3 separate regions of the Homo sapiens genome follow, and regions 2 and 3 are each linked to region 1. A link is an interaction called in ENCODE POLR2A ChIA-PET data of the cell type or tissue named here. Cell type or tissue: PC-3. All regions are shown on one strand. Links, peaks and the distances in the headings refer to the core of each region. The heading gives the core; the rest is flanking DNA.

Region 1 (8,422 bases), core at 1,178-6,177:
TTATTGTTCCTGGGAAAAAGACAGGGTTAGTTTCCTGAAAACCTCTCCAAACATCATCTTGGTCAACCAATGCCAATACATAATTTCTAAAATGTATGTTTCTGTTTAAAGATTCCGTATTTTAACAATTTATATTTACATCTATATATAATTATATTTAACTATTTATACAGATATTGATACTTCATATTTGATTTATTAACAATAAACTCACAGTCAACAGCAGTGTAACTCATGCCTGAACCAAGTTTGTCTATTACAGATTTTTATTCTCTCAGGTGTATCACAGCCTTCTTATGCTTAGAAACACTAGACAGCATATCTGCACTATGCTTGGGAACCATTTTAAACAGAAAAATCAACAACAAAAAATGTGATTAATATGGCACTAAATACGCATTGAAAAGGACACTTGTTTACAGTATGACAGCTGAAACAAGGCAAACCATCACCTTCTTTGACCTCAGAGAGGAATGAACACATAAGGTAACTCAAAATTTTTGCTTCTCCAAATATGTTTACAAATGACTGCAAAAGCACCGAGTACTGGTTTTGGATTTACAAGTACATTTTAGTGAGTAGGTAAACTCACACATGCAAAGCTTCTGAAGAATGAGAATCAATGACCATGGCCTTTATCAACATTTTATTTAAGTGTCTCTTAACCATTTTTGAGTTTTAGATTCTTTTGAGAGTATGATAAAAATCATGTATCCTCAGAAAAATTCATGTTAAAAAACTGTAATTTCATGGACTTATGGACCTCCTGAAGTCCATTCCAACTGACAATCCATGAAACATAGTTTTAAAGTGCCAGCTTTAAAGACTCTAGGCAAAGAAGTTTTTTAAAGCATTCTTCAAAAATCATTTTAGATATAAACCATTGCTGAATGTGCTGAATATGAACTCTTCATATTTACAAAATAGTCACTGCTATACATTTTCTGAGTGTATAGTGCAACAATGATCAGGGTTTAGCAACTAAATTAAAGCTGGTTTCATGGAGGATATAATGCATTTGCAGTTTTTATGCTTTCTATAGCAAATTTTTCTTATGGAGTACTAAAGAATCTACAGAACATAAGAAGAAAAGCAAGACATAAACTAATTTAGAGCGCTTCTTAAAATGCTCCAATTTGTGGGAATGAACACATACAATGTGTGGTTTCATAGCACATTGATATTTGGGCGTTTTTGTTTTGCTTTCTGAGACAGGGTCTCGCTCTGTTACCTAGGCTGGAGTGCAGAGGCACAATCTTGGCTCACTGTAACCTCTGCCTACCAAGCTCAAACAATCCGCCCACCTCAGCCTCCCAAACAGCTGGGACTACAGGTGTGTACCACCATGCTTGGCTAATTTTTGTATTTTTTATAGAGATGGGGTTTCACCATGTTGCCCAGGCTAATCTCGAACTCCTAGACTCAAGTGATCCACCTGCCTCAGCCTCCCAAAATGCTGAGATTACAGGCATGAGCCACCATGCCTGTATGGCACACTGATATTTATATCAGATTTATAATTTTTTTTTGGTTCTCTATGTATGACATATCTACAAATGTTGATTGTAATCCAGGATCTCTTTAGTCTCAACGAAAATTTTATTTGAAAGACTGCTAAAAACAATTTTATTTCAGATTTGCAACTGACAAATTAACCTAGCAATTGTTTGGAAGTGTTAAAAAGAAAGCAAAAAATATTTTTTTTAAAAAGTAAACATCACAGAAATAAGTATCAGCAATTTGTTCAATATCAACCAATGAAGGCTACTTAATTGGCAGAGGAAATGACACCCTTTTATTAATTGCATTTTAGGTTATAAAGAAATGCTAAGCAGAGTGTTCTATATTAAAACTTTCAAGACGTACTATTTTAGTATAAAGACTTAAAATACTTTACTATGTTTTAACTACAAAGGATCTAGAGATGCTGATAATATTCAAGTAATTATGAATAACAAGACTATAATAATAGATAACATCAAAAGTCAAAATATGGCTCTGCTTTGATAATCATTAAACCTGGCAAGGTTCCAGGTCTGATCACTTAAAAGGTATTTCTTGGTTAAAAATAAAACTCAAATAAAAAACGGGAAAGTAAGTTGAATATACATTTCTCCCAAAAAGATGTATGCATGGGCAACAGGCACATGAAAACATTTACAATATCATTAGTCATTAGGAAAAGGCAAATCATAAATACAATGAGATATAACTTTATACCCACTGAGTTAGATATTAATAGTATTTAAAACTGGAAAATAAAATAACAAGAGTTAGTGAGGATGTACACAAACTGGAACCCTCATAAGTTGCTGGTGAAAATTTATCTTATTGTAGATGTTGTAGTAGACAGTTTGGCATTTCCTTAAAAAGTTAAATATAGAATTACCATATGACCCAGCAATTAAACACTCTTCCCAGGTATTTGCCCAAAATGAATCAGCCAAAGCATTTAGGTAAGACAAAGAAATAAAGGGCATCCAAATTGAAAAAGAGGAAATTAAATTAGCCTTGTTCCCAGACGAAATGATCTTATACTTAGGAAAACCTAAGGACTCTACAAAAATGAATCAAAATCAGGCATTCAAAAGGCAGAAACAACTCGAATGTCCATCAATTGATGAATGAATAACAAATGTGGTATAGCTATACAATGGAACATTATTCAATCAAAAAAATGAAGTGCTAATATATGCAACAAAATGGGATGCACCTCCACGACATTATTCTAAGTAAAAGACCAGACAGAAAAGGTCACATATAGTGATGATTTCATGTATATGAAACCTCCAGAATAGGTAAACCCACGGACACAGAAAGCTGATTAATGGATGAACGGGGCTAGCTGGAGGGGAGAATGACAAATGACTGCTTGATGGGTATGGAGTTTCCCTTTGGGGTGATGAAAACTTAGAATTATTTAGAAATTATGGTTGTGGTTGTGCAGCATTGTGAATGCAGTAAATGCCACTGAATTGTATACTTTAAAATGATTTCACATTATATAAATTTTAAATCAGTTTAAAAGTTTTCTTAATGATAAGGCTGTTTTTAACCTAAATGTTAACATTAATTACTGAAGCATTGTAAGGAAATGGTATTACAAAATTTGTTTCTTAGTAGGGTTTTCAGTAGCTCTATGGAACACAGACTGGAGGACAGCCAGGCTGGATGTACGGAGAACAGAGGAAAATTGTCCTGTAATCTAAAAGAGAAGTGAATAAACTGGAGAAAGGGAGAAAGAAAGTGTCAGGAAAAGACTGTGGGAAGTAGTGATCACTACTGTAGATTCTGTAAAACTCCCAGGAAGATAAAAGAGAAGAAATCACAAGTAGTACCTGACACTCCAGCTTAGTGTTAGAATCCATTGGAATTCATTTGAAAGAGGTTGCTAGAACACACACACACACACACACACACACACACACACACACACACACACACACACACCATAGCCTTTGCCTAAAGATAAAGGAAAGGAAAGGAAAACATTAGAAGAGCTGTAAGAGTAGGAATTGCCAGCTGTGGAAAAGGAAGAAGAGGAGCCAGAAAAGAAGAAAAACCTGAGGGAAAAGGTATCACATAAGCTAAGCAAGACAGGAAAAGTTTCAGAGTTATGGTAAGGTCAACACTGATAAATGCCAGAGATAAGTCAGACAAGAACTGAAAAGTGTTCACTGGATTTGGCAACTAAAAGGTCATGGGTGACTCGTGCCCACTGGATTTTAAAAACGTGGTGAGAGCAGCTGAATGCATCAGAGATAAAGAAGTGTGAACTACACTGTCAAGAAATTCAGCTGAAATGAGGATAGATAAGGCGAATGTTGGAGAGTTTGCCTGTTTGTTTCAATAGTGGGATAGGAGCACATTTACAACAAAGTTAGCAAAGATCAAGAAGAGAACAAGGTTTGAGATTAGACTCAAGGCATGAGAAGAAAATATAGATAAAAGGTTTTAAATATAGAAGGAAAGAAGGGAAAGACCTATTCCTCAAATATGGGTAGCAATAAGAAGGTACAGGTATGAATTGTAATTAAGTGTGGTTATGTATAATACACCAAAAATACTTAATGATTCAAATGATTGCTTACTAGAAGTTGAAAAGTTATCTCCTGTGGGTGTGTCTCTGAGTCAATGAGACAAGGGGCTCCAGACTCCATGCCACAGATCCCAAGGGAGGCCCCAGACTCAGCCTCAGCTCCTCCTGCTGCAGTAGGGGATGCATCCTATCTGTGCAGAAACAGGAACCTGCTGGGAGATGGGTGCCCATTTGAGCTAATGAGACAGGCACGCCAACCTCCATCCCACAGCAGATCCTCAGGTGGTCCATTCTCAGCTCTGACCCTTCTTGCTGTGGTCTGAAAATAATTCTGTGCAGAGATCTGCTGGAAGAGGGGTATCTGTCCGGGCAAACAAGACAGGCTCTCCAGATTCTGCAACACAGGAGATCCTGAGGGAGCCCAGTCTCAGCTCCAGCCTTTCCTGCTGCAACCAGGAAACTATCTTGTCTACAGGGTCTACTGGTGAGATGCATGCTCAGACCAGGTTCTCCAGCCACCATCCCACAGCAGATCCTGAGAGGGTCCAGTCTCAGATCCAGACCCTCCTCCTGCTGTTAGGGAACCCTCCTGTCTATGCAGAGACCTGCTGGGAGACATACGCCCATCTGAGCCAACATGACAAGCACATCAACCTCCATCCAACAGCAGATCCCAGGGTGGTGCAGTTTCAGCTTTGGCTCGTCTCACTGCAGTTGGGGAAATATCCTGTATGTGCAGGAACATTCAGGGCGATGCACACCCCTCTGAGCCAAGACCAGGCTCTCAATCCTCTGTCCCACAGCAAATCCCAAGGGGGCACAGTCACACCTCCAGCCTCTCCTGCTGTAGTCAGGGAATCATTCCATCTATGGAGGGACTTGCTGGGAGACACACGCCCAACTGGATCCATGTGACAGGCATATCCATAGTAGATACTGAAGGGGCCCAGTCTTGGCTCCAAGCCCTCTTGCTGCAGTCAAGAAACTGCCCAGATACTGGGACCTGTTGGGTGATGCATGCTAATCTGAGCCAATGAGGTGAGCCAATCAGCCTCCTTTCCACAGTAGATTCCAAAGACGCACAGTCTCAACTCCAGCCACTCTCTTTGTAGTCAGGGACCTATCCCATCTGTGCAGAGATTTGTTGGGAGGCATACCTATCAGGACCACTAGGAGAGTCTTCTGGCTTCAGGTGTCTGGACAGCATTCCCAGGCAGCCCAACTACCTCCCTTGGGTCTTCCCGAGGTCCATCTGGGCCAGAAAGCTGTGTCAACCTTGGTGCCCTTGCAGGACTCAGAAAACCTGGGCTTAAAGCATACTCTAGTGCTGAGATGGCTGTAATTGGTCAGAGGCTCAGAGAATGCAATAGTAAGTCAGCTTTAGAATCCCTGGAAGGCCTCTTGAAGAAGGACAGGCACAAACAAAGCCAGGCTGGGAAGACTAAAATAAATTACAAATCCCTCAATGCTCAGACATCATCACACTTCTAAAGCATTGAGAACATTTAGGGAAATACATCACACCAAAAGAACAAAATAAGGTACCACAGACTAACCTGAAAGTGACCGAGATATGTGATCTCTCCAAAAATTCAAAATACCTGTTTGAAGACAGCTCAAAGAACTTAAAGAAAACATGAAGAATCAATTCAGAAAATTATGAAAGAAATATAAGAGACTCAAATAACTTTTTTAAAAAACCAGAAATCCTGCAACTAAAAAAAAAAAATTAATGAAGCGAAAATCTCAATAGAGAGCAACAGAAGCAGAATTAACCAAATAAAAGAATCAGTGAGTTCAAAGAAAAATGATTAAAAATATGGTGAGAAGAGAAAAAAAAAGAAAAGGAAGCAAGCAAGCTTACAAAATCTATGGGACAACATCAAAAGGGCAAATATTCAGGTTACTGAAGTCAAAGAAGGACTGAGAAAGACAAAGGGGTAGAAAACTTATACAAGGAAATGATAACAGAAAACTTTCCATACCTGAAAAAAGATATAAATATTCAGGTAGACTAAGGTCAAAGATCACTAATTAGATTAAACACAAAGAAGACTACTCTAGGACACATTATAATCAAACTCACAAAGGTCAAAGGCACAAAGAAAAACTTCTGAAATCACTGAAAGGAAAGAAGTAAATAACATGCAAGGAAGATCCAATATGCCTGGTAGCAGACTTATCAGCAGAAACCTTATAAGCCAGGAAAATGTGGAAGAATATATTTGGAATGCTGGTGGAGAAGAAACTGTCAACCAAGATTACTGTGCTCAGCACAATTATCCTTCAAAACTGAAGGAGAAATAAAGACTTTCTTAGACAAACAAAAGCTGAGGGAATTTACCATAATCAGACTTGTCCAATAAGAAATGCTTTAAAAACTTCTTCAAACTGGAAGAAACACTAAAATGAGTGTTATATTAATATTGTATTTGCAGTGTTTAAAACACTAATATCTGTAGTAAGACGACTAAAAGACAAAACTATTAAAAATAATAACTACAACAATTTGTTACAAGATAGGCAATATAAAAATGTGAACTGTGACATCAGAAATTCAAAATGAAGGGGGAGAAGGAAGTTAATGTTCACTTTTGTGTGTTTTTTTTCCAATCAAAGTTAAGTTGATTATCAGTTTTAAATACTTGCTATAACTACAGGATGTTTATTTATAAGCCTCTTGGTAACCACAGAGCAAAAATGGATAAAAAGCAATAAATTAAAATGTACTCTTAAGAGAAAATCACCTAACCACAAAGAAAGACAGTAAGAAAAGAAGCAGAAGAAAAGTTAAAAACAACTAGAAAACAAGTAACAAAATAAGAGTAGTAAAACCTTATCTATCAATAATACTGAATATAAATGAACTAAATGCTCCAATTAAGACACAGGATAGGCCGGGCGCAGTGGCTCACGCCTGTAATCCCAACACTTTGGGAGGCCGAGGCGGGTGGATCATGAGGTCCGGAGTTTGAGACCAGCCTGGCCAACATAGTGAAACCGTCTCTACTAAAAATACAAAAATTAGCCAGGCATGGTGGTGCACGCCTGTAGTCCCAGCTACTTGGGAGGCTGAGGCAGAAGAATCGCTTGAACCAGGGAGTTGGAGGTTGCAGTGAGCCGAGATCACACCACTGCACTCCAGCATGGGGGACAGAGTGAGGCTCCATCTCAAATAAAACCCAAATAAAGACACAGGGTGGGTGAATGGATTTTAAAAACAAGACCCAGATACATGCTGCCTACAAGAAACTCATTTCACCTATAAAGACACATAGATGCTGAAAGTGAAGGGATGCAGAAAGATATTCTATTCAAATAAAAACCAGAAAAGGGCAGGAATACCTATAATTACATTAGGCAAAATAGACTTTAAGTCAAAAACTGTAAAAAGGGACAAAGGAGATCATAATATAATGATAAAGGGGTCAATTCAGCAAAAGGATATAACAATAGTAAATATATATGCACCCAACATTGGTGTACCCAAATATATAAAGCAAATATTATTAGATACAAAGGGAAAGAGAGAGAGAGAGAGCATGAGAGAGAGCAAGTGTGAATACATAAGAGCAAGAGCAAGAGATAAATACAATAATAGTAGGGGATTTCAATTTCCTACTTTCGGCAATGGACAGATCATCCCAACAGAAAATCAACAAACACTGAAGTAAAAAACTATACTCTAGACCAAATAAACCTAAGACATTTACAGAACATTTCATCCAACTGCTACAGAATACACATTCTTTTCATCAGGACATGGAACATTCTCCAGGACAAATCTTATATTTTTAGTTTAATAATACATTATTAGACTAGAAATATAAAAACATCAGTGTTCTTATACATAAGAAACATAAAATGTTCTTATAAGAAATGTAAGAACATCAGTGTTTAACTTCAAACAGTGAAGCTAAACTATACTCTAGACCAAATAAACCTAACAGACCTTTACAGAACATTTCATCCAACTGCCACAGAATACACATTCTTCTCATCGGTACATGGAACATTCTCCAGGAGAGATCTTATACTTCTAGTCTAATATATTAATTAGACCATATTATATTAGAACTGGTAAGTGAATTTATTAAGTTGTCAGATACAAAATCGACATACAAAAGTCAGTAGAATTTCTATACACTAAGAGCAACCAACCTGAAAAAGAAATCAAGAAAGCAAACCATTTACAATAGCTACAAAAAAATAAAATAACCAGGAAATAAATTTAACCAAGCAGATGAAAGATCTATACAAGGAAAATTATAAAACACTGATGAAAGAAACTGAAGAGAAAAGGAAAAAAAGACATCCCATGTTTTGGAATTGAAAGACTGTTGTTAAAATGTTTTTTTCCTTTAATTACACTTCTTTTTCTTT
Region 2 (8,422 bases), core at 1,112-6,111, 280 kb before region 1:
TACTCAAGAACCACACAAAGAGGGACATAACTCTATATCGTCTGTGGATACTATACTGTGGGTAGCTATCTTTTTTTTCCTTCCTTCTCCAATTTAATCTGAGAACAAACATTTGCTGCTAGAAAATGAACAGATAATTATTAAAGGCATAAATACAGACTAATTAGTGAGAGAAAACATTCTAACTCTAGAGTTTTTTTTTTTTAAGGAAATGACTATGTTTATTAATTGGGAAGAGCTGAGTACAAACGGAGCTCACTCAATATACAATTTAATACCTTTTAATTTGAGATGGGGAGGAGACTCTAACCACAAATTAAAATATTTCAAGTGTAATTTCATGAACAAGCCTTAGATTTTTCCTTAAATATAAAATGGATTTAAGTAAAAATGTGAGATTTTCATGATTAAAATAGACAAACTTTTCAGACTAGCCAGCTCTTGTCTTACATGCTTTAAATGCACCCACTGTTTTTCACATTTTCCTTTTCCTGCTCTCTTGTGAGACAACTCCCACTGACCACACCAATAACTGTGGCTGAGCTTATATTGTTTTCCTTCATTTTTTCTTCAATATTTTGCACTGCGAAACTGCTGCCACAAAGCCTGAAGACTGCACTTGATTGCTTACTGTAATACTAACATTTGCTAATTAGGAGTAGTGTGGCATTATCAGGCTTCAAAAGCAACAGCAATGAAGGCTGAGCAGCTATGTCAAGGCTTTCCTCAGCATGTGGTATTTTTAACTTTGGCCACCATAGCTTTTTCCTCACTATATTTGTAGTTTTCTGCCATTTTCTCTCTTTAACTACAGAGACTGAAGGGAAGACCTAAGCATAATAATCCTGTTTTAATTCAGCTCAATTTGGGCCTAAAGCAAACATCGAATTACTCATGATTAATTCTAAGGAACATAACCTACTCTCATGTCCAATGGGTCTATGTTTGAATCTAACTAGTGGCTTCCCCTCATCTTTCACTGCCTTTCAGTCCTGTTTTTCCTTGTGTTAATCCCCAAAGTGACTGAAGAATCATAACTTGCCATTCTCCTACTACACAAAATTTTTGTATTATGCAACTCACATTTCAAGGAACTTGTATTATTATCCTTGTATCATGTGTTCAAATTCAAATTAAACTCAGACCACTCTATAATAAGTGACAAGATGCATGAGGGCACTGTGATCTAGGCAACCATAATTATACAATTATTGATGAAGTTCGTGTTGATAAACAATGCAAACATTAGGAAATACTATTTTGCAATTAAGTGATGAAGAAAGCTGTTTACTGCCTTCCATTCTATCCTCTGTTAATAAGATCGAAGTTGCAGATGTTCATGTATGCTGCATTGATGTTAAATGGTGCATGATGCTCTAGGTGGTTCCCATAACCTTGCTTTGTCTACTCTGAACTGACTCAATTGATATGATAATATCGAAAAAATGCAGGGCTGAACTGGCACAATTTGCATAGCCTTGAAATCTGCCATTAATGGACAGCCAACTGCTTCTAAAAGTTCTTGTTCAGTTGTCACTGACAACAATGTATTAGACAAACAATATTTTGAAATTAACCACACAGGTGGGGATATCACTTACTGAAGCTTTTATCTCATCAAACAAGGTACACATCAATGTATTTATAAAGCTAGCAATTGGGGACTTTGTGATCTTTTTGGGAGTTCAATTACTATTAGAGTAAGTATTAATATAAAGAAAGCAGAAATCATTCAGGGGTCACAAAACAGTGGTAGTAGCACTTGCAGCTTTTTGACACAGGTATAATATTTAGAGAAACACCTTTCTCCCTTTCACAAAACCTATATTTCCATTTCATTATTAAATAAATATTATGTTTTAGATTAAGAAATAAAATCTTCAATGTTGTTCAATATTGCACTTTACTAATTAAAAAATCATCAGGTAAGAGACTCCATATAAGAATGGTAGGAATTACTCTGATGCATGAAAATGAAATGACACACTAGAGAACCTCAAACACTGAAGAAAACTGAAACACTTGCAAAAATATACTGAACAGAGAAGTAGAAAAATACCATAAATATAAGGGAGAACCAGAAATCTTTGAGTTTAGAATTTATGGGCACATATGGATAAAAGACAGTACATTTGCCTTGGGGCAGGGGGTAGGGGATGGACAATTAAACAATTAGAAGAGAAAAACTGCAAATAAATTAGAAGAATACAATTTTGAAACAAAAATTCTAGACAAGCTGATACAGAAAACTTAGTGCTAACAAAGGAATAATACAAAAGTGAAACACAGTGGGCTGCTCTGTACTACCTAGAAGTTAATATTAAATATTTAATTCCCCAAAGAGGAAATTCCCACATGACTAGTTGGATAAGACGTGGGCTAAAGGAATTTAGAGAAGCACCAGATAAAAGAAAATGTGCATACATATAATTAACATTTTACAGAAGGGCAGCAAAAGTGTTTTTTAAAATAAAACCAGGCCGGGTATGGTGGCTCATGTCTGCAATTCCAGCACTTTTGGGAGGCCAAGGCAAGAGGATCACTTGAGGCCAGAAGGTAAGACCAGCTTGGGCAACATACAAAGCCCCATCTCTACAAAAAAATTAAAAAATTAGCTGGGTGTGGTGTCACTTGTTCTCCTAGCTACTCAGGAGCCTGAGGCGGGAGCACTGCTCCAGCCCAGGAGTTCGAGGTTACAGTGATCTATGATTGCATCCCTGAACTCCAGCCTGGGTGGCAGAGCAAGACCCTGCCTCAAAAATAAACAAACAAATAAAAAAACCAATTCTTTCACTTAAGTCAAAGTTTGAACAATAGCTTGTTTTAACTTTTTGTTTATACTTGGTTTAAATCCTAAATTGAGACCTTTCATTCTGAGCATTAGTTTTATTACAAGACTAGAATATAAACATAAAGGAAAATGGGGCCACTGTACACCGTATCCATTGCCCCTCTTAACTGAACTCATCCCTGTGGGAAGACTGAATCTGTTCATAAGAACTGTACTTCCTATCTGATTAATATCAGATTAAACCTTCAAGAGGAGCTCTTACAGAGCATCTGGTTGAATGTGGTACAGATGCCTGGTCAGGGTTATTCCTGCTCTTTAACAGTTTCCCAAGCAATCCAGAAGGACAGAAAAATATTAATACGGATTAAAGTAGGTTGCAGGTACTAATGGCAGCCTAGGTAATTCAGACCAACTGTCTTATCAAGAATTAGAACATCTGGACATATTTTTAAAAAATCTGTTTGAAGGCATTGAAGTCCTAACAAAAGAATGAAGAATTACCAGGCTATAATACAGAGGATGATAGAAACCCAGAGAAGTGAGTCTGGTGTTTGATGCTAGGAGGACAAAGTCTGGAACCCAGTCTGTCAAGAGTAATGGGCCTAGTTAAAATCTCCTTATCTCAGGGTGGGAATCAAAAGGATTAAGGGTGTGTGAACAGGCAGTAGAAAGACCTAGACAAGGGATTGTAGCTTAGCCTCTAATCATCTAAATCTTTAAACTTAGATGAAGATAAATATAGTGTGCCAATGTCCCCATGCCTGCCAAAAGCAAACATGAATCATCCTATACTTCAAATTATTTCTATAAGCAATTTTGCAAATACAACATATCACCCACAATAAAAAATAAACAGTAATACAAAGAGGCAAGCAGGAAATTAAAACCAGCAGAAATTACAGCTTAATAAAGCAGTTCCAGATATTGAACTTAACAAACAGAAACTTTGAAATAGCAAGAGTTAAAGATAAAATCGAGAATTTTAACAGAGGACTAGAATACAACAGGTTTAAATGGAAATTGAAAGTAAAAATTTAGTGGATAGTTTTAATAGAAGCTTAGACACAACTTAAAAAAGAATTAGTGAACTGGAAGATAGAACAGAAGAAAATACCCACAATGAAGCCCAGTGAAGACAGATAAGATGCATTCTATATAGTTTCCCAAAGTAGAACTAGAACCTATGGGTAAAAGTGATCAAGAAGGCAAATTTATGTCCAAGAGAAGGAAAAAGTTTCTAACAATTTAGGGTTTATAAAACCAAATTAAATGGACCTCTCAGGTTGTGAATGTTTTAGAGAGGGTTTCTGACTTGAGTTGGGAATGAGATAAGATGACCCCTCTGTCCCTTTCAATTTTAAGACCTTAGGATTTAGGCTAAGCATGGTGAGTCATGCCTGTAATCCCAGCACTTTAGGAGGCTGAGGTGGGTGGATTGCTTGAGGCCAGGAATTTGAGACCAGCCTGAGCAACATAGTGAGATGCCTGTCTCCACTAAAAATAAAAAAAGTTAGCCAGATATGGTGGCACACACCTGTAGTCCTAGCTACTTAGGAGGCTGAGGTAAGAGGATCCTTTGAACCCAGGAGTTTGAGGCTACAGTGAGCTATGATCATGCTACTGCACTCCAGCCTGGGTGATAGTGACTGAGTGAGACCCTGTCTTAAAAAAAAAAAAAAAAAAAAAAAAGAACTTAAGATTTTATAAGAATTCAGAGAGTGATCAGGTAGAAAAATTAAACTCAGGAGAATAAGTTTTGAAAGACCACAGTATGATCCAATAAATGTAAAAGTATATATATTATGTGTGAATGCAAGCACTCAGTAGAAAGATGTCTAGAAGTAATCACTAAATTGTTAACAAGGGTTATCTCTGGGGATAATTTTAGTAAATATTTTATAAGAGGGAATATGGTAAAGATGATATCAGTAACCATGAGATCAGAGTATTGCAACTAAGGGTATTACATTAGAGGAGGGGTTCTCAAACTTTTTCTCTTAAAAAATTATTGAGGTCAGGTGCACTGGCTCATACCTGTAATACCAGTACTTTGGGAAGCCAAGGCAGGAGGATTGCTTGAGCCCAGAAGTTTGAAACCAGCCTGGGCAACATAGTGAGACCCTGTCTCTTTTTAAATTAAAAAAAAAAAAAAAAAAATTGAGTGCATCAAAAAATGTAAGCCAGGAAAAAAAAGAAAAAAAAATTGAGGACTCCAAATAGATTTTGTGTGAGTCATATTTATTAATATTTACTGTATTAGAAAATAAAATGATCTCAGAAAATTTCTGAATAAACCTACATTTTAACATATTTTCATAAGAATAACTATATATTCCAAACAAAAATATTAGTAGAGAGTATGACATTTAAGTTTTTGCTAATCTCTTTAATATCTGGTTAACAGAAGTCAGCTGGATTCTTAACATTTGCTTCAGTATTCAATCTGTTGTGATATCATACATTATGTAGTCTCTGGAAAACTCTACTGTCATTGAGAGTCAAAAAGGCAAATAATATATTTGAATTACTGTGAAGTAGTTTTGATTTCATAGAAGAGATTCCTTGAAAGAGCCTCAGAAAGGGCACCCCCAGTGAGTCTATACTTTGAGAACCACTGCATTAGATTAAGGGCTATAGCTGTCACTATGCTGGGAAGGTGGCCCTGTTCACTTTAGATAAGGTATAATTACCAGGTATGTGTCAGTTCTGTTGTGCTCACAGCTGTGGCTAGTGGGATAGGCCAATAAGGAATTCATGTTCTGCAACTTAGAAAAGATCCCGAACAGTGCTTATGTGAAAGCAAGCTGGCCAACAAGAATATTTTAGACTTCCCTAGTCAGATAAAGTACCACTGTGCTGATCCTTTTATGTAGTAATGGGCCTGAATTACATATCCCAACCTGTAATTGCTTTTTCATTGTTGGAAACAAGTTTTATATAAATGCATTAGACAAACTATACTAGCTGAAGCCTGACATGGAAGAACTAACAAAGGTCTCCAAAGTGAAGGCAGACTTATCTCCATATTAGAATACTGATAACTTAAGACCAAGATAGAAACCCAACCCAAGATAGATGGGGATCTGAAACCTGCAAAGCATGGCAGCTGCCCCTTTCTGGACCACCAAAAAATTATTTATTTATTTTTAATTTTTAAAAAGTTATTTTTTTTAGTAGAGACGGGGTCTTGCTATGTTGCCCAGGGTGGTCTCAAACTCCTGGGCTCAAGGGATCCTTCTGCCTCAGCCTGGGATTTTAGGCATGGGCCATTATGCCTAGCCAAGAGAAATATTTAAAAATAAAATAGTAAAGGGTCCACAGCCTACCTTCTACTATGAAAAGCATGATTTGGCCCATTTGATGAGAAAGAAAATGAACAAGCCCTTGAGACTCTCTTCTACTAGGCCCCTAACTTTTGAAGACTTAAAATAACCCAGTCACAGGTGTTGCAGACACCATTTTCTTCCTTAATTGGGAAGTCAAAGGCTCTATTTCAGATAATTTACTACAACAGTTTGGTGCCAGAGTATTTTTAATCTTTTTCCCATGGTATTACATCCTGACAGTGAAATAATATTTTATATTTGCCTACGCTTTAAAAATAAAAAGTCTGAGAGAATGGTCTCTATGAAATAAGAATTATATCCTATTCATCAAATAATTCTCTTAATATGACATTCCCATTACATTAACATCTAGACCTGGGCTTGTTAAAATATGGCCTGTGGGCCAAATCTGGCTAGCTGCCTATTTTTATAAATAGAGTTTTATTGGAATACAGCCACACCCATTTGTTTATATACAGCTGTTTTCACGCTACAGAGGGAGAGTTGAGCACTTGCAATGGAGGTAGTATGCCCTGCAAAGCAGAAAATAATTACTATTTGACCCTTTATAAAAAGTTTGCCGATTCCTGATTTAAACATGTAGTCTATTAGAACTGAAAGATATATTAGAGATTTTTTAGCTACTCCTTTTACTTTATAGTTGAACAAAATAAGGCCCAGAGAATTGAAAAAGCAGTACACGGAGCACACAGAAGACAAGAGGAAGCTTCCTAGCACATGGGATTCCCTCTTTGTTATTTTCCAGCTTACTCATTCCACACAAGGAATGCTCTGCCTAAAGCAAGAGTCCTGCCGAGTCTCTTAAAAGCCACATATGGTGTTGGCACAGAAACTGTTTTTTCAACACCTGGGTAACCAGGCTGTGTAGGTCCCAGGAGTGCACCAGTACCCTCAGCTTCAGCTTTAGCCAGTCCCTGAGGAGTTAGATCTGAGAGAGAGCCACTTTCAAGGCCCTGCCTCATTAGTCCCTGCTGCTACCGATCTAGCTCAGAGAAAACTGGTCCTTCTCTCATGCCTACTGCACCAAGGCCAGTCTTGAGTGAAGAGGCTTTGTTCAAAGAGGATTTGTTAATTAAGTCATCACTGTACTAATAAAACCCCAGAGCTTCAGCCAGTAGTAGTCTATGCTACTTTAGGGTTGCTGAATGTATATGTTTGTAACTAAAAGGAATATGTTCTTTTAGAAACAACTGATATGTTTTTTAAAGTATGAAAATAAGACATGGAAAATACAGAGTATCTAAATCATCTTACCCCCAGCACACTGGCATACTCACTCTTGCTACTTTGTTTTTGTTTTGTTTTTTGTTTTGAGATGGAGTCTCGCTTGCTCGCCTGCTCTTGCTCGCTCTGTCACCCAGGCTGGAGTGCAGTAGCGAGATCTCGGCTCACCGCAACCTCTGCCTCCTGGGATCAAGCGATTCTCCTGCCTCAGTCTGCCATGTAGCTGGGATTACAGGTACATGCCACCACGCCCGGCTAATTTTTGTAATTTTAGTGGAGATGGGTTTTATTGTGTTGGCCAGGCTGGTCTGGAACTCCTGACCTCAAGTGATCTGCCCCCCTCGGCCTCCCAAAGTGTTGGGATTACAGGTGTGAACCACTGTGCCCAGCCTCTCTTGCTACTTCGTAATAGCAGGTAATTTTATATTCTGATTTGTTTATACTCAAAGTCCTCAAATAAGTGATGAAGTTTCACAAAGTGAATGAACCCACTGTGTTAGTTTATTTTTCATGTAACATAATATATATAGTTTCAAGTTGCTACACTATTATACATAAAAGTGACATGAATGTCTTCACATGTAGATGCTCCCAGACTTTTGATTATTTAAATTCCAAGAGCTGAAATTGCTGTATAAAAGGATATGAAAACTTTTACCAATTTACACTCTAGCAATATTAAGAGTATATGACTACACCCTAAGTATCAAATAACAATTCTTTTAAAAAATTCTCCTATCTCACATATTCTAATTTGAACTTCTTTATGAAAGTCCCCTATGTCTTCTAACATATCCAGGTTCAACCTATAGAATTAATCTTCAGTAATTAGAGCTCAGCTGAGCATGGTGGTTCATGCTTATAATCCCAGCACTTTGGGAAGTTGAGGTGGGTGGATCACCTGAGTCCAGTAGTTCAAGACCAGCCTGGGCAATATGATGAAACCCTGTCTCTACAAAAAAATTTAAAAATTGGCCAGGTGTGGTGGTGTGCACCTATAGTCCCAGCTACTCGGAAGGCTGAGGTGGGAGGATCACTTGAGTCTGGGAGGAAGAAGGGG
Region 3 (8,422 bases), core at 1,190-6,189, 170 kb after region 1:
TTTCCTGATCGACTCCTACCCAAGGGCTTCCACATAAGATATACAAGCTGCCACCAACATCACTCAAGAGTGCTGTTAACAATGTAGAAAATGGCTCCTGGTACTGTATATCAAGGCACTGCATCCCTCCCTCCCAAAGATTTATTCATTCCCTCCTGCTCAGTTCTAAAAGTCCTTTGATGAACTTTTTAGTTGATTTTAGGGGTTGCTTTGAACTTTATCTCAATCAACTGATCTTAACCACCTAGACAACAAAGGGTAAAGATTTTTTTGAAATCTCATTTACATTTGTATTCCCAATGGCTAGCATATGATAATTCCATGGGTTTTCAGTGATTCTGTGATTATAGGTTCTGATCTTTTGTTTCTTTCTTTTTTTGAGACAGGCTCCTGTTCTGTTGCCCAGGCTGGAGGGCAGTGGTGCAATCACAGCTCACTGCAGGCTCAACCTCCCAAGCTCTCCCACCTCAGCCTCCCAATAAGTTGGGACTATAGCCACCATACCCAGTTAATTTTTTTCTTTTTAATAGAGACTGGGTCTCCCTCTGTTGCCCAGGCTCATCTCAAACTCTTGGGCTCAAGCTATACTTCTGCCTCAGCCTCCCTAGGTTCTAGGATTACAGGCATGAGCCAGCATGCCTAGCACAAGATACACTTTTATAAAGACAAAGAAGTTTTGAAAATAAAAAGTTAGCAAAAAGACACACCATGAAAACACTAATCACACTGGGGTGGGGGGAGGCGGGAGGAGGGAGGGATAGCATTAGGAGATATACCTAATGTTAAATGACGAGTTAATGGGTGCAGCACACCAACATGGCACATGTATACATATGTAACAAACCTGCATGTTGTGCACATGTACCTTAAAACTTAAAGTATAATAAAAAAAAGAAAAAAAAAGAAAACACTAATCATAAATTACAGTGGCTATATTAAGACACTATATAGACACTATACAGTGGCTATATTAAGACACAGACAAGGTAAGCTTTAAAATACAGAGTATCACCAGATACAAAGGGATTTCATGAAAATAGGTCAAATCATCAAGAAAAGAAATGCTAAAGGTAACAATACAAAATATGTACACACCAAATAAAATGGCTTCAAAATACTTTTTTAAAAACTTAGAAACAAAAGAAATAGGCAAATACATAATCTTAGTTTAGCACCCTTCTTTCAGTAATTAGTAAAACAGGCAGACACACCAAAAATTAAAGAATCACACTACACAGCATTTATCCCAGAGGAAGAAAAACTTAAGTACACAGAGAAATCTGTACACAAATGTTCCTAACAGATTTATTTGTAAAACACTAGGCCAGCCATGGTGGCTCACACCTGTAATCCCAGCACTTTGGGAGGCTGAGGTAGGAGGATCACTTGAGGCCAGAGCTCAAGACCAGCCTGGGCAACATAGTAAGACCTCATCTCTACAAAAATTAAAATTACTAGCTGGGTGCAGTTGTGCATGTCTCTACTCCTAGTTCCTCAGGAAGCTGAGGTGGGAGAATTCTTTAAGCCCAGGAGGACTGTAGTGTGCAATGATCATGCCAATACACTCTGGCCTGAGTGACAGAGAGAGCAAAACCATATCTGTTTGAAAAAAAAAAAAAATGGGCCAGGTGCAGTGGCTCACGCCTGTAATCCCAGCACTTTGGGAGGCCGAGGCGGGCGGATCACAAGGTCAGGAGTTCGAGACTAGCCTGACCAACATAGTGAAAACTTGCTTCTACTAAAAACAGAAAAATTAGCTGGGTGTGGTAGTGTGCGCCTGTAATCCCAGCTACTCAGGAGGCTGAGGCAGAAAAATCACTTGAACCCGGGAGGCGGAGGTTGTGGTGAGCCAAGATCGCGGCACTGCACTCCAGCCTGGGTGACAGAGCAAGACTCTGTCTCAAAAAAAACAAATAAAAGAAAGAAAAAGAAAAAAAAATGGTAAAAATCTGGAAACATAATAAATGTCCTTCAACAAGTAAATAGGTAAACAAACTATGGTACACCCATAAAAGAGAAACAATAAAAAGGAATGAACTATGACACACACAACAACTTAAACGGATCTCAAAGGCATTGTGCTAAGTGAGAAAAAAGCCGTATCTACGGGTTACCTACTATATGATTCCATTTATATAACACTCTCGAAGTTACAAAATTACAGTGATGGAAATCAGATCAGTAGTTGCCAGGGGTTAGGGTTCAGAGAAAAGCATAACCATAAAGAAATAATATGAAGAAATTTCTTTGTGGTAACAGAATAGTTTAATACCCTGAATGTGGTAATAGCTACATGAATCTGGACATGATAAAACTTTATAGAACTATACACCACCACCTCCTCAATTAAAAACAGTATATACAAAAACCCGTGAAATTCTAATAACGTCTATAGTTAATTTAATACTATTGTATAACACCGAAATCAGCTTCCTGGTTTTGGTAACACACTATAGTTATAAAAGATATATCATTGGGGGAAGTTGAGTGAATGGTGCACAGGAACTTTCTGTACTATTTTTGCAATTTCTGTGAGTTGTATTTCAAAAGAAAAGGGAGGAACAGGATATAAAAACAGATATATTAAAAATGTTTAGGCCAGGTGTGGTGGCTCACACCTGTAGTCTCAGCACTTTGGGAGGCCAAGGCAGGACAATCACTTGAGCCCAAGAGTTCGAGACCAGCCTGGGCGAGACCCTGTCTTTTTAATTGACATAGTGAGACCCTGTCTTTATATTTTAAAATAATTTTTTTTAATGCTTAAAAAACAAATTGGGTGACATCATTGGGAATGGCAGAGTAAGGACCTCCAAAAATCCTCTCTTCCATAAAACCAACAAGAACACTGGCAAAAAAATGTCAAGACTTGGGCCGGGCATAGTGGCTCACACCTGTAATCCCAGCACTTTGGAAGGCCAAGGCGGGCAGATCACAAGGTCAGGAGTTCGAGACCAGCCTGGCCAACCTGGTGAAACCCCGTCGCTACTAAAAATACAAAAATTAGCTGGGCATGGTGGCAGGTGCCTATAATCCCAGATACTCCAGAGGCTGAAGCAGGGGAATCGTTTGAACCTGGGAGGCAGAGGTTGCAGTGAGCCAAAATTACACCATTGCACTTCAGCCTGGGCGACAATGCAAGACTGCATCTCAAAAAAAAAAAAAAAAAGTCAAAAATAGCCTTTTTCAGAACTCTGAATATTAACCAAAAAGTTTGCAACAATCCAAGGAGCATTTATTCAAAAAAAGATGGCTGCATCTCAGTAAGAATAGCAAGCTTTGTGGCATTTTAACATGCCTTATTCCCATGCCCCTCTTCCCAGCTCCAGGCTAGCCCTGAAAAGCAGCAAACCACAATCTGTGGAATCCTGGAGCCTAGCAGCCAGTGGAGGTGACAGAACAGGGCTAGAGTTCCTTCAAAGTCCCATTTTCAGAGTACAGTTATTATTTGAGCTGACTAGCAATTCCCTGAAAAACCCCACTCCCAAGACTTCCTAATATTTAACCTGATTCAGAGCTTGCCCATTGCTAACAGGCTTTTCCCCCAAGGTATTTATTTGTCAAAAACAATCAGCTACAATTGCTTAACATTTCAGCTCCCTGAAGCAGCTGGGGCAAACAAGCTAACCAAAAAACACAAAAGGAAAAGTAGGAGAATGAGATGTCCATAGGGAGTTTTGAAAAGTTCTGAAATTCCTAAGACCCTGGAAGATGAAAACAGTGTGCCCAGGCCTATGGGCATACTCAAGAAAGACCTGAGAAGGCCCTAAGCAATCACCACTGACTGAGCATGAAGCTCGGCAAAACAGGAAGTCAAGGCTATGGATGAACTGAAAGCCTGGTTGAGTGCTGAAAGTGTGCTCCAACAAGCACACAGAGCCTCTCAGCGAAGACTAGAACAGTAACAAGTATTGACAAGAATGTGGAGAAACTGGAATCTTCATACATTGCTGTTGCAAATTATAAAGTGATTCAGCCGCTTTGGAAAATAGTTTGGCAGTTGCTCAAAAAGTAAACATAAAATTACCACATGCCCCAGCAATTCTACCCTTAGGGGAAATAGAAAAATAGAACACCACAAAAACTTGTAGATGAATGTTTATAGCACCATTATTCATAGCAGCCCAAAAGTGAAAATAACCCATATATCTCTCAAGTGATAAATGGATAAATTGGGGCATATCTATACAATGAAATATTATTTCAGTCATAAGAAAGAATGAAATACTGATACACGCTACAACATGTATGAACTTTGAAAACATACTTAGTTAAAAAAAAAAGCCAGCTACAAAAGGCCAAATATTATATGATTCCACTTAGGAAATGTTCAGAATAGGCAAATTTGTAGGGACAAGGTAGATTAGTGGTTGCCAGGGGTTAGAGGTTAGGGAGACATGAAGAGTAACTGCTAACGGGTATGGGTTTTCATTTTGGGGGACAAAAACGTTCTGGAATTAAATAGTGCCGATGGCTGTACAACCTTGTGAATATACTGAAAACTACTGAGCTGTGCAATTTTTAAGTGGTGCATTTTACAGTAGCTGAATTATATCTCAGTTATATAGTAACAAACACATAAAACTATCTGACCTAATTGATAAATTATAGAACACTAAATTCAATAACTGCAGTATACACCGTATTTAATAAAAGATACATAAAATATCTACACTGAAAACCTCAAAATATTGCAGAGCGGAATTAGAGACACAGGTAACATTCACCAAAACAGACCACCACAGGGTAGGCCTTAAAACTAATCTCAGTAGCTATCAAAGGATTAAAATGATAAACAACTTATCATTTACAGATATATGGTACAGATATGTACACAATATGTCAACAACGCATTCCCTGAACACCATGTAAAATTGAAAATAGCTAAAAAATCCCCAAATATTAAGAAACAATAAACTTCTAAATGACCTGTGGACCAGAAAAATCACAATGGAAATAGAAATTTGAATTGAACACATCGAAATTGTATGCTGCAGCTAAAGGAGTACTTAGAAGAAAATGTTAATTATATAAGAAATGTACATTAGAATGACTACTAGGGGTTAGCAAAGAAAAAATAATAATAATGAAAGAAATGTGGCTGGGAGCGGTGGCACTTTGGGGGGCCAAGGTGGGCGGATCACGAGGTCAGGAGTTAGAGACCAGCCTGGCCAACATGGTAAAACCCCGTCTCTACTAAAAATACAAAAATCAGCCTGGCGTGGTGGTGCACGCCTATAGTCCCAGCTACTCGGGAGCCTGAGGCAGAAGAATCGCTTGAACCTGGGAGGCGAAGGTTGCAGTAAACGAAGATCGTACCACTGCACTCCAGCCTGGGCAACAGAGCAAGACTCCGTCTCTGAATGAATGTATGAATGAATGAATGAAATGAAATGCACATTAGAAAACAAGAAAGGTTTAAAAACAATAATCTAAACTTCTAACTCAAAAAAGGTAGAAAAAAGAGAGCAAATCAAATCCACAAGAGGAGAGCAAGGTGGCCGGGCGCAGTGGCTCATGCCCCTAATACCAGCACTTTGAGAGGCCGAGGCAGGCAGGTCACGAGGTCAGGAGATGGAGACCATCCTGGCTAACACGGTGAAACCCCGTCTCTGCTAAAAACACACAAAAAAAATTAGCCGGGTGTGGTGGCGGGTGCCGGTAGTCCCTGCTACTCGGGAGGCTGAGGCAGGAGAATGGTGTGAACCCGGGAGGCGGAGCTTGCAGTGAGCCAAGATCGCGCCACTGCACTCCAGCCTGGGTGACAAAGCAAGACCCCGTCTCAAAAAAAAAAAAAAAAAAAAAAATTAAAAATACATGTCCAAAATAGAAATTCAACAAAACAAAATCTGGGTTTTTGAAAAGATTAATTGCTAAACCCCTAGCAAAACTGATCCAAAAATTCAAAAGAAGTACCAACATCAAGAATGCAAATGGAGACATACAGCAGTTCATACAGGCAATAACAGAATATTAGGAAATTTTATGAACTTTATAACAACTCAACAATTGAGAATAAATTCATTTAAAAATTCAACTTCTTAAAACTGCCACAGGAAAAAGTGAAGAACCTGAATGCTTATATATCAGCTAAAGTAATTAAACCTGTAAAAGTAATTACACTAATTTAAAACCTTCTGCTTTTTCCCACAAAAACACTCCAGGCCCACACGGCTGCACTGATTAATTCTATCAAAATTTAAAGTAACAATACCAATCTTATAAAGCTACAATAATTAAGACAGTGTGGCATTGACATAAGAAGATACAAATAAATCAACAGAATAGAACAAATCCAAGAAAAGACCCACAGCTATCTAATCAATTAATTGAAAATCCTTTTGAGAAACCCTTACATGATAGCAAAAGAGTAGTTTAAGATAGATCATAGGCCTAAATACAAAAGACAAAAACATAAAGCTTCTAGAAAAAAACCATGAGAGAATAGTTTCACAAGCCTAGCAGAGAGTAAGGAAAGACTTCTTAGAACAGAAAAGGTAATACCATAAAATAAAATAAATCAACAAATTCAACTTGCTCAAAACTTAAAAGTTCTGCTCTCAAAAGGCATTAAGAAAATGCAACAACATAGCTCAGACCAGGAGAAAATATTTAGAGAGAGAGAGAGAAAGAGTGTGTGTGTGTGTGTATGTGCGTGTAAAATCTGAGAAACCTGGCAAATAACCTGCATTCAGATATAAAGAGAACTCCTACAAATCAGCAACAAAAAGACAACCCAATAAAATAGGGTTGCACATAAAAGTTTAATAAAAACTTGTACATAAATGTTTATAGCACCATTGTTCATAATAGCCCAAAAGTGAAAATAATCCAAATATCTATCAAGTGATAAATGGATAAATTGTGGCATATCTATACAATGAAATATTATTCAGTGATAATATTTCAGAAATGAATTGACACTTCAAAATAAAAGATAAGCAAATGGCCAATAATCACATATTAGCCATCAAGGAAATATAAACAAAAACCATGATGAAATACAAGTACACACTCAGGAGAATGCCTAAATTTTAAAATGCCAAACATTGTGAAGAATGTGGAAAACTGAACTCTCATAAAAAAAAAACTGGTGGGAATGTAAAAAGTGTTAAATTTTCCATTTTGGAAAAGTTTAGTGGTTTCTAAAGTTAAACATAAATCTACCCTAGTACACAGCAATTTCACTCCTAGATATTTACCCAAGTCCACATAAAGATATATACAAAAATGTTCATAGCAACTTTACTCATAGTAACCAAAAACTGGAAATAACCCAAAGCCCATCAATAGAAGACTTGTTGCTACATACATATAATGGAATATTACTTCACAATAAAAGGGAAAAACTACTGATACACACACCAAAATGGGTGAATCTAAAAAATATTATATTGAACAAAAGTAATCAGACACAAAATACTCCTTGCTGTATGATTCCATTTATGTGAAGTTCTAGAACAGGCAGAACTAACATCTATAGTAAAAGAAGTCCAAAAGTGGTTGCCTGGGTGAGAAGGGGGACAGAATTAATTAAAAAGAGGCTGGATCAGGCACAGTGGCTCACACCTGTAATCCCAGCACTTTGGAAGGCCGAGGTGGGTGGATCACTTGGGCTCAGGAGTTCAAGACCACCCTGGGCAACATAGCAAGACCCCACCCCCACCCCACTCCCCCGGCATTGTTACAAAAAATACAAAAAAAATAGCCAGGCGTGGTGGTGCACACCTGTAGCCCCAGCTACTTGGGGGACTGAGGCAAGTAGATGGCTTGGGCTGGGGAGGTCAAGGTTGCAGTGAGACGTGTTTGCCCCATTGCACTCAAGCCCGGGCGACAAAGTAAGACCCTGTGGAAAGGAAAGGAGAAGGGAAAGGGGAGAAGGGAGAAGGGAAAGGGGAAAGGCGGAAGGGGAAGGGAAAGGAGGGGAAGGGAAAGGAAGGGAAGGGAAGGGAAGGGAAGGAAAGGGAAGGCTGATTTGACTTTAGGTAAATTATACTGAGAGAGCCAGGCACAGTGGCTAACGCCTGTAATCCCAGCACTTTGGGAGGCCGAGGTAGGCAGATCACTTGAGGTCAGGAGTTCCAGAGCAGCCTGGCCGACATGGTGAAACTCCATCTCTACAAAAATATACAAAAATTAGCCTGGCACGGTGGGGCGCACCTGTAATCCCAGCTACTCAGGGGGCTGAGGCAGAAGAATCCCTTGACCCCAGGAGAGGTAGGTTGCAGTGAGCCGAGATCGGGCAGCTGCACTCCAGCCTGGGCAACAGAGGGAGGATCTGTTTCTTTTTTTTTTTTTTTTTTTTTTTCTTTTTGAGACGGAGTCTCGCTTTGTCGCCCAGGCTGCACTGCACTGGCACGATCTCGGCTCACTTGCAAGCTCCGCCTCCCGGGTTCACGGCATTCTCCTGCCTCAGCCTCCCGAG

Evidence for each region. ChIA-PET counts read pairs that join two places held together with the same protein. Peaks named below come from ENCODE experiments on the same cell type or tissue, not always from the same donor. Only the 100,000 strongest peaks of a DNase experiment are listed, where the experiment ranks them.
Region 2: POLR2A ChIA-PET joins it to region 1 with 6 read pairs; 2 of 35 experiments call an interaction of 5 or more read pairs at or near these places.
Region 3: POLR2A ChIA-PET joins it to region 1 with 8 read pairs; 1 of 35 experiments calls an interaction of 5 or more read pairs at or near these places.

Annotation. Positions count from the first base shown.
Region 1 is chr10:74,359,716-74,368,137 of GRCh38, reverse strand. All of the region lies in intron 4 of ADK (adenosine kinase), which reads right to left. Among named protein-coding and RNA genes, the nearest start is that of ADK-AS1, 170 kb to the left of the region's middle. In PC-3, for the core only: no CTCF peak of the experiment used is centred there; a DNase peak (open chromatin) is centred at 3,707.
Region 2 is chr10:74,638,886-74,647,307 of GRCh38, reverse strand. The region is part of intron 9 of ADK (adenosine kinase); the gene reads right to left. It also overlaps the pseudogene NDUFA8P1. Among named protein-coding and RNA genes, the nearest start is that of ADK-AS1, 110 kb to the right of the region's middle. In PC-3, for the core only: no CTCF peak of the experiment used is centred there; DNase peaks (open chromatin) are centred at 3,547 and 4,207; H3K4me3 peaks cover 483 bases; H3K27ac peaks cover 1,742 bases.
Region 3 is chr10:74,185,726-74,194,147 of GRCh38, reverse strand. All of the region lies in intron 1 of ADK (adenosine kinase), which reads right to left. Among named protein-coding and RNA genes, the nearest start is that of ADK, 39 kb to the right of the region's middle. RefSeq lists an enhancer at 3,879-3,938. In PC-3, for the core only: no CTCF peak of the experiment used is centred there; a DNase peak (open chromatin) is centred at 3,937; H3K4me3 peaks cover 2,098 bases; H3K27ac peaks cover 3,429 bases.